Regions from separate parts of the Homo sapiens genome. Here all the other regions are linked to region 3. The links are chromatin contacts, found by Hi-C in ENCODE. All regions are on one chromosome and are shown on one strand. The core of a region is the stretch at or near the end of the contact, and the rest is flanking DNA. Distances in the headings are between cores, read along the strand shown.

Region 1 (3,341 bases), core at 704-3,203, 320 kb before region 3:
TTCTCTCAACCCAACTGGAATTCTCCTTGGCTATTTCTCTCTCTAGCCAACCCAAGGCTAATAAGAGTTGTCTGCATATATATTTTTAATTATCTTGATGTGCTCCTTGGTACTGCTCCGGCTTAAAGTGCACTGGCTATTCCGTCTGTCTGGAATGCTCTTTCAATGATGTGGACATAGCTGACTCTGACTTCTCAATAAGGCCCACACTGACCACATTATTTAAAATTGCAACTCATGCCTGGTGACCCTAATCCTCAGTAGCAGCTTGCTCTACATTTTCCTCTCCCTAGTATTTATTATCTTCTAACATCCTATATAATGTACTTATCTGTTATGTTTGTTACTTATTATTTGACTTCCCCTGCCAGACATTGACAATGTTCTCTGCCTATGTTGTTCACAAATGTATCCATAAAGAATAGTGCTTTGCCAAGGGTAAATTCTCAATAAATATTTGTTGAAATTGAATTGAAGTGAGTTGAATTGAATTGAGTCGAATTGAATTGGATTTTATTGAATGAAAAGACTGTCACTCTCACATTTTTACTTACAGGCACATCCAAAACCTTCTATTTTCTACTGGATCATTTCCATCAGTAGACAAACATGCTTTTATTTCTCTCATCAAAAACAAAAAGCTAAATACATTTTTTGACCTCCATTGTTTTCTGATCAACTCACCTCCCAATTTCTCTGCTCCTGTTTTAGCTAAACTCCTTGAAATAACTGCTGGTGCTCATAGTTGTCTCTAATTCTCTCCTTCTCTCACCATTGTATTCAGTAGGCTTTTGTTCTCCCTTCTCCACATAAATGACTCTTGTCAAGAGCATCAAGAACATCCTCACTGCTAAGTCTACACCCAGATCCCAGCCATCCTCTTTTTTTTTTTTCCTATCAGCAATGTTTGTCTCACACCATTGGTAAATGGCTCCCCTTGGCGTACTTTCTTTGCGCACTTCCAGGACACCACATTTTCCTGACTCTCTTACCTCCTTGTCTGTTTGTTCTCACTCTCCTTGGTTCTGCATTTCCCAGTCTCTAAATGTTGGAGAGCCCCACTGCTAAGCCCTTTGGCCTTCTTCTCACCCCTTGGTGATAGTAACCAGTCTTAAACCAGGCTTTAAGATCTTTCCTATGCTGACGACATCTACACTAATAACTCTCGTCCAGTTCTCTGCCATGTATATGGATTTATATACTAGACCTTTAAATGTGTTATTTCAAACTTAACAGTCAAAACGGAGCTCCTGATCTTCCCTCCCAAGGGAGGAACTGTCTCCAGTCTCAATTCCTAACAGCTGCTCAGGCCAAAGCCTTGGAATTATCCTTAATTCCTGTTTCTCTCATATCTCACATCCAGTCTATCGGCAAATCTTCCCAGCTGTTCCACAAATATGCGGCATCTGACCACTTCTCAACCCCCACTGCCACCACCCTGCCCAAGCCCCATCTTCTCTCTCCTGAATTAGCACAACAGTCTCATTACTGGGCCTATTGCTTTCACCCTTTGTGAGGGACTAAGTGGCTAAGTTGGCTGGACTTCCTGGGCCAATAGGAACTTCCCTAAGGGGACTTTCCCCTAAGCCAAAATGAGTCACAGCTGCAAGCTAAGGGATTGAAACCTCAACCAATCATATAGGGAGTTTAAGCTCTAGCTGCAGCCTGATGTTTTTAACCAATCAGGCCCGTCAACCCACAAGCGGATTGAAAATAAGCTAGTTATGTAGGACAGAAAAAGGAAAAGACGAGGGGTCATAAGGGGACATAAGCATAAGACAGAAGCAAAAAAACGGCAGCCCTTCCAGGTCCCCTTCCACCACGTGGAAGCTTTACTTTTGCTTTCATTTTACTTTCGCTTTTGCTCTAATAAATCTTGCCACCGCACCCTCTTTGGGTCCGCGGGTTTCTCTAATCTAGCTGTAACACTCGCCACTGCGGCCCACGGCTTCATTCCTGGAAGCCCGTGAGACCAGGAACCCTTCGATCGAGAAAAGACCTTCCATTGGGAGAAGACTTCTCGTCTTATTTCCACCTATAATCTCTTCAAAACATAGCAGTCAGAGTTACCTGCTGAACTCATAAGTCACTCATCTGCTCAAAGCCTCCCAGTGGCTTCTCATCTCACAGAGTAAGTCAGGCTGCTTACAGTGGCCCACGAGGAGCTTCACAGTTTAACTGGCTCTCTAGCTCTCTCTTGCTCTCTCTCTCTCTCTCTCTCAATGACCTCACCCTTCACTTCTTCCCCTTGCACACACTGAACATGCCACACCTCAGACATGCCAGGCACACTCCTGACTCAGGGCTTTTGCCCTTGCTTTTCCCTGGACCTAGGCATCCTTCCCCTAAATAGTGCCAATGCACCCTCTCTACCTTCAAGTCTTTGCTCTTTCTCAAATGCCACTTTCCAAGTCCCTTTCTGGCCCCCTGCTCTTCCTCTTTCTTATTACGCCCTTTTCTTTCCCATGTCACAATCTCTTCTAACTATATAATTGTCTATTTTACTTTATATAAACCTCTTTCGCCAGAATCTGTAAGCTCCAGAAACATAAGGGCTTTTGTTGGTTTTGTGTATTTCCCTATTCCTAGATCCTAGAACAGGGCCTGGCACATGATATAGGCTCAATAAATATTAGTGGTATAGATGAAATTATTAATTCTATGGACCTTCATCCTTCATTGAGAAACAGTGGTTACAGGGAGGGAAGGGGGAAAGAATTGGCTTAAGACCTAAATGATTTACATTTACTCCCTTCAAATGTAAACAACTGCTGACCATATGAATATTCTTGGACAAATCTCTTTATCTCTCTGGGCTTCAGTTCTCTTATGTGTATAAATAATGGGTTAAACTAAGTAGTCTCCATAAACATTCTTACTTTAGTATTCTTTAATTCTCTAAACCTCTTGTCCCTGCACTGTCTCTGGGATTTACTCTCTATCTCTCTCCCTTTTAAATGTTCTTTATCCATTCATCAATTCTATAAGCAATAATTGAGCATATTCAATGGGCCAATCCCTGGTCTGAGCCCTGAGGATATACGGTTGAATAAAATAAGAATTTCCACGGGGGAGAAGGTAAGTGAAGAAAGGCAGCTCATATACTTCAACAAGGTGGTCACTGTTGTCCTATGGAGGCCAGAGCCTTGAGTGTATGTTGGGTGCCGGTGGGAGATGGTGGGGAAGTTGGAAGAGGATGGGGCTGGGCTTCACTCATGGCTGCATAATGCACAGGAAATCCAGAAGCTGACCCTCTATAATAAAGAAGGCTATTGATTTTAGCAGTTTTCTGGTATCAGAGTTCTGGTTTTGTGGCTGTAGTATTTGTAGTAGTGGCAAAA
Region 2 (2,953 bases), core at 80-2,579, 290 kb after region 3:
ACCTGTCACTTTTTTAATGGGTATATTGAATTTCTTTTTTTAAATCACAGAGGATGTACTTTCTTCAACTTTTATTTATGTACACTCCTGTACATACATTGTTTTTATCTCCTTACAGAGGATATATGTCATAAAGATGTATCATTGCATTTTACAAACTTGTCCTGCAGAATTTTTCCTGGTGTTTTCTGTTTGCTCTAATGGTAAACTGTTGCTATCTGGAATATAGGCATGTCTACCTAATCAAATATCCTGGTTAATAATTTATCATACTTACTAAATACTCAGAAGTAAAACTATACTGAGCACAGGACTTAATCTACTGTTTCCTTGGTGACGAAGATGTCACTTCCAGATCCAGTGGTGTGCTTCAGGGTCTTCAAAATGAGTAGCAATTACTAGGCTGCAGATGTGTGAAACTGCCATTTAAGAGAGGTGTTGTGTTTCCATAGAAATGCCCAATAAACTTCTGGGCAAGATAGATTTTAAAAAGCAAGAGGATGAAAACTACCCACCTACTACAATGTCCTAAAAAGCAAAATATAGGTCCTTGTGGTGTTATGATTTATAATGGTTTTCAACCAGGTTCCTGGTCCATAACTCCCACAGCCCTTGTTACAGTCTTTTGTGATAATGTTGGGTCAGGAAACAGAATCTCTTTCCTGCCTTCCTTTCACCTGGCCCGAGGCAGGAATCTAATCTTTCCCCACCTTTCAGATTGTGGGTCTCAAACCCTCCCCTGAGAGGGCTAAGCACTGTAGGAAGGAACGTTTCCAAAAAACCCAAGAAAGCTGGGTACAGGGAGTTTCCGGATAGCTGAACACCTGGAGGTTCCTGGAGGGTGGCACACAAGGGAGGGGTTGGAAACTCCGCACCTCTTTCCCCATGCCTTGCCCTGTGCGTCTCTTCATCTGTGTCCTTTGCAAAATATCCTTTATAATAAACCAGTAAACATAAGTGTTTCCCTGAGTTCTGTGAGCCACTCCAGCAAATTAATCAAACCCTAAGAGGGGGTTATGGGAACCTCGACTTGAAGTCAATCAATCAGAAGTTCCAGAGGCTCAGGTTTGCATGTCTGCAGGGGGCAGGGGCAGTTTTAGAGACTTGAGTTTCCAACCTGTGGGATTTGACACTATCTCCAGGTAAATAGTGTAGCAAGTAAATTGGAGGACACTCAACTGGTGTCTGTGCCTTGCTGTGTGAGGAAATCCCCCCTCTCTCACCACAATCGGTCACAGAAGTCTTCCGTGTTAACTGTTGTGGTGTGAGAGTAAAGGAAAAATGTGGTTTCAGAGAGTTTCCCTACATAGTCCTTTAAAGTCAGGCTGGGCAGGGCACACAGGACCTGGCTTGATTCCTGACTCTAACATACCAGTGATATCTCGGGCAACTCAACCTCTTAGAACACTGGCATCCTTGTTTTAAACTGCAGGTAACCATACCTGTTCCACAAATGGGCCATAAGTGTTAATAAGCTACATGCCTAAGATAGTGGCTAGCACAAACTATATGTTCAATAAAAATTATTCTCTTCTTTAAGATCCACCAAATTTTCATTTAGACAAATCTTTCCAGGAAAGTCCATTAGGAAGCTTTTTTTTTTTTTTTTTGGTAACTCAGTTGAAAACTTCATCAATTCATGCCCATTAGTTTTATTTTCTTCACGTCTATAAAACGGCACAAAACTACATTATCATACTATTAAACCACACTACACAATGAAAACAACACACTAGTGTTCATACATTATGTACCAGGAAAGAAAAAGCATCCATTTCCTTAAGAGTTAGTGTTCCTGCCACAGCCACCTAAGAAAACACCAGGGCAAAGGACAGCACCCTCTTCTAGAATGCCCAAGCAACTGCAATGCCTTTCATGTCCTCGGTAAAACAAATCTTCCATTTTAACAACCTATAGATGGAAGAAAAGGAATTCTTACGTTAAAAAAAAAATCTTCCTGTTTTATGGCAGAGGCACCTGATAGCCATAACTGAAGCATATCCTAAGAATGAGAAGAGTGTTGGTTTGGAGTTCCAGGCTAAGAAATCTGAGAGTGGCCAACCTGGAGATTCAGTCTTTGTCTATTAAAGACATCCAAATCCCTGCCCTATCCCTTTTAACGCAGGGGATGGAGACCTTTGTTTTGGGAGGCTGCCAGGGGGAGGATGCTAAATGAAAATGCTATATGAGCTACATGTTTTTTACAAAAGGTAGCAGCATGCTTCCTGCCAAGCCCGCTGCCACTGGACGGCTCTGTACGTGAGTCCCCCAAATAAACCCTATGTCTCATTTGATACCTCCGGGTCTTTTCTTCAGTCTCTCAAACATGGTGTCATCCCTATTGGAGTCAACAGGGGTCTAGCATAACATCTATAAACAATCAAATCACAAAGCATTCCCTCAAGAAGCAGGCTGGGTGGCCCAGGAAATGGCCCAGGTGATTGTGGAGCCCAGAGAATCAGTGCTTATGAGGGCAGCATCAAGTTCCCATCTACCCCTGTCTCTTTTGTTTTTAAAATAAAAGTAGTAGAGAAGTAAATTCATAAAATAGAAGGTTGTCCTCAGAGGATGGGATGCATGAAATTAAGGTTATGGAGGACTGCAATTACTGGTAATGATAAGGTCTAAGGTAGAGGGAGACAATGGCTAAAGTCATTACCTATGTTTACACTGAAATTGCCAAGAACTAAAGGAAGCAGTGATACTGGAAAGAAAGAGACAATAAGGTAGGAGATAAAATCACAGAGAAATAGCTCAGGAGTAGTGAGTGGCTCTGGTGATGTGAGATCCAAAGCTGGTGTTTTAGGCAGGAGGGAGGGAGGGAGAATGGTTTGAAAGAAATAGGAAGTAAGAAGGAAGCACCACCCCCCACGTCTCGGCACTAAGGCCCAAAGATAAGCAGCATGTGGGAAAAGCTTCTCCTGAGGCTTGGCAGGAAAAACAGGGAAATCAG
Region 3 (3,186 bases), core at 216-2,715:
CCAATTGATTCTTGGACAGTGATTCTGATGCCCATGGTCGACACATAACACCTTGAGAAATGCCTTGACTGTGAGTTGTTTCTCCCCCTCAGTACAGGATGAGTTCTTTCATATCTCTATGCATTTTGCATTTGCCAAATGCTGGTCCTGTACTACTCATTCACCTTTCTCTTTTCAGTGAGACTCTACAGTCTGTCAGTATTCAATTTAAATGTCACTACTTGAGCAAAGTCACACGTAAATCTCTCAGTGGCCAGAGAGCCACTGAGTGGCTCTCTGACCACTGAGGGATTTACATGTGGCCAGAGATTTACATGTCTGGCCTTCCACGGCACTGGATACACAACCCCACTAAAGCAGGTGTCACAGTTTACTATAATAACTTGTTAACAGGTTTATTTTCTCCAGTGATCCATGTGCTCTTTTTCAACTTTGAATCCCTAGTACCTAGCACTATGTTTGGCTCCTGCCAGGCAGGCAGTCAGCCTTTGCTGAATGAAAGGACCAGTGATTGAGGTCTGTGGCTACACGGTAAAATGAGAGAGACGAGTCATCAAAGGGAAAAACTGCTTTTTTGTTAACTATAAAGTGAACCAAGGTGTCAGAACAGTTAAAACAAGGATGAAGAGTGCTTTTAGATCTCAATCAATTTTTAAATTACTCGTCACACCTGTCCTAGCTAAAGACTAACTCTAGCACCTCCTGCGGCCTGTTAGTCAGTATTTCACACTTGGGCAGCAGATCCAGCAAATGTTCAATGATCGCAGAAGAAATACTTAGAAGCTATTGGCTTTGAAAATAAAAATGTAAGAAGATGCCTAGTAAAAGCATCTGCTAAATATTCTTCCTGTTTGGCACATTAGACTGCAGTATCAGACACATGACCGTGGTCATACTGTACACAATGCCCAATGTCTGCCAAAACTCTGGCATATGAGAGACTTAGTGCTGGAGTACGGAGGGATTCTTCCGGTATCCCCACTACACACAGTGGTGGAAAGAAGAGCTTCCAGAACAAACCCAGTCAGGCAAAGAGGCAAATACACTGCATTTAGTAACGCTGCTGGAGCCCGCCCTTCACCCTTTCTGAAGGTAGGATACTAAAAGGGCTCAAGCCTAAATCTAATCCAACAAGCTATATTCTGAATAACGACCAATCTCTGATAAAGCTGTTCCCCTAACCCTTCTGCTGCCCGAAACACTCACTCTACAGCCCCTACTGGGCTACCGGGTTCCCCACTGGACTCTGGACAGCGCCGCGCCCTGCTCGGCCTCACCCACCCGGTGGCGCTTGGGCCCGCCCTAGTCCCCCACCCCCACCCCAGGGCACCACCTACCAGGGCCCCGCCCCGCCTCAGCCCCACGTGCGGGGCCCCACCCCGGCGCTAGCGGCCCTTTAAACACCCCCACCCTTACACATTACCCCCCCCCCACCCGGACGGCAGCCGAATAGGGACAAAACTCATGGCGTACAGCCAGTTTCCTCCGCGGAGCACGTCCTGTGCTGCTCCAGCCGTTGGGGCTCTCCACCCCGGGCCACAGCCTCCTGGCGCCCCCCGGGCCGAGGCAGCCGGGCCGAGGAGTGTCGGTGTGGTCCGGCTACGGGGCGGGGCCGGCGGGAGCTCCGGTCGCCGCCGCCGCCGCTGCTGCCTCCGCCTGCCTCTTGGGCCGCCCGCTCGCCCGCCGCTGGGTGCGCTGCACGCGGGGGGCAGCCGTGGTGCAGAGGTTCATGCAGCGGCGGCGGCGGCGGCGGCTGCTGCTGCTGCCGCCGCGGAGGCAGACAGACCGGGCGCTGCCACCGCCGCCCTCCCCCGGCTCCATGCCGCCGCCGCTGCCGCCTCCTCCTCTCCGGCGAGGGGCGGGGGGCTCCGGCCCGGGGTGGGCACCATTCCTCGCAGCGCCGCTCCCCTCCCTGCCCTCCGCCCGGGCGCTGGAGCCGGCGAGGGCACCCGCCGCCTCCTAGGAGTGCACCCTCCGCGCGCCCTGCCGGAGCGAGGGGGCGGGCGTGGGCGGACGTCGGGGCAGCGGGGACCCCGCGCGGCTGCAAGAGGAGGGGGCTTCCCCAAGGATGCCCGGCGGCTCCCCGCTCCTAGGTGCGAGCTGAGTCTGACCGGGAGCGAGCGGCGCGTCGCCATGCCGGCGTGACGGGCGCCCCCGGCTGCCCGCGCGGGCCCCCGCGCTGCCCCACGCCGCGCCGTGCCGGCACCGGGCTGCAGGATGGGCTGTATCCAAAGCATCACCTGCAAGGCGCGGATCCGGCGCGAGAACATCGTGGTGTACGATGTGTGCGCCACCATCGACCAGTGCCCCACGCGCATCGAGGAGACCTCGCCCATCGTCCTGCGCTACAAGACCCCCTACTTCAAAGCCTCCGCCCGCGTGGTCATGCCCCCCATCCCCCGCCACGAGACCTGGGTGGTGGGCTGGATTCAGGCGTGCAATCAGATGGAGTTCTTCAACACCTACAGCGACCTGGGCATGTAAGCGACTCGCCGCGCGGCACGGGAGCGGACTCTGGGCCCCCAGCTCTGCTTGCCACCTTGACCCCCCTCCCCAGCTCCTTCCTACTGCTGTCCCCATCGTCTTTCTAAACCTTCCTCCCGCCTCCTCTCCCACCTCCCTCCTCCCTACGCTTTTGTTTCAGTGACAGGGCGGGTGTAGGGAGGCTCCTTGCGAAGGCATTTTCTCGTGGTTTGCTTCTGACTTCCCAGAAACGCGAGGAGAAAGGTGCGGGGCGGGAAGAACGCGACAAGGAGGGTTCGAGAGGCGGAGGTGGGGATGGCTGGCGAGTGCCTGGCGAGTTTCAGGGCGCCGTCTGTGCTTTGTGGGGCTCCCCGGGAAGAGTTTGGGGGAAACCATAGAGGAGTGGAGTGGAGTGCCGGGGGCGCATGGGCTGTGCCGCGCGTCCTTTGGAGAAACCGGAGCGGGCTTGGAAGAGCAGGTCCCGGGCATCCGAGCGGGAGTTGGTAGTTCTGTCCTTGCCCTCGCGACTGTTGAAGTTTCGAACCCTTGTCCCCCGGGCCAGGGAGCCCGGAGGCGTTTCCGTCTGGAACCACAAGCCGGACACAGTTGCCTCTCTGTTTCCGCGCCCCCTGGACCAGTTCTGGTGGGGAGCTGGAAGGCACCGAGTGCGTCCCGGCCAAGAAGGGCGGATAGCCTTGTGCGAGCAGCGTTCGGCTGGCGCGG

What was found. Hi-C counts contacts between places; a loop is a spot of excess contacts on that map. Pooled maps may share reads with other maps.
Region 1: a loop to region 3 is called in a map of B cell, with 5 times the contacts of the local background. The contact joins the promoter of LINC01675 here to the promoter of FAM78B in region 3. A Hi-C loop is called at or near these places in 2 of 168 maps with a recorded cell type or tissue (B cell and naive thymus-derived CD4-positive, alpha-beta T cell), 24 of 37 single-sample maps with no recorded cell type and 13 of 50 pooled maps.
Region 2: a loop to region 3 is called in a map with no recorded cell type, with 4 times the contacts of the local background. The contact joins the enhancer-like site here to the promoter of FAM78B in region 3. A Hi-C loop is called at or near these places in 7 of 37 single-sample maps with no recorded cell type and 4 of 50 pooled maps.

What each region holds. Positions count from the first base shown.
Region 1 is chr1:166,488,651-166,491,991 of GRCh38, reverse strand. LINC01675 (long intergenic non-protein coding RNA 1675) reads left to right here and starts at 1,953. Exons shown (of 3, transcript NR_146890.1): 1 at 1,953-2,131. RefSeq lists an enhancer at 1,781-1,950.
Region 2 is chr1:165,873,696-165,876,648 of GRCh38, reverse strand. All of the region lies in intron 1 of UCK2 (uridine-cytidine kinase 2), which reads right to left. Among named protein-coding and RNA genes, the nearest start is that of MIR3658, 33 kb to the left of the region's middle. Within about 2 kb of position 1,329, at least 2 of the 41 ENCODE cell types and tissues checked have a DNase peak (open chromatin) inside an H3K27ac peak, as active enhancers do.
Region 3 is chr1:166,165,280-166,168,465 of GRCh38, reverse strand. FAM78B (family with sequence similarity 78 member B) reads left to right here and starts at 1,465. Exons shown (of 2, transcript NM_001017961.5): 1 at 1,465-2,480. The coding sequence starts at 2,218. It overlaps LOC112268276 (a long non-coding RNA gene), which reads right to left and starts at 2,589. Exons shown (of 3, transcript XR_002958633.2): 1 at 2,412-2,589. RefSeq lists silencers at 1,225-1,714, 1,755-1,814 and enhancers at 2,205-2,254, 2,355-2,524, 1,696-2,598.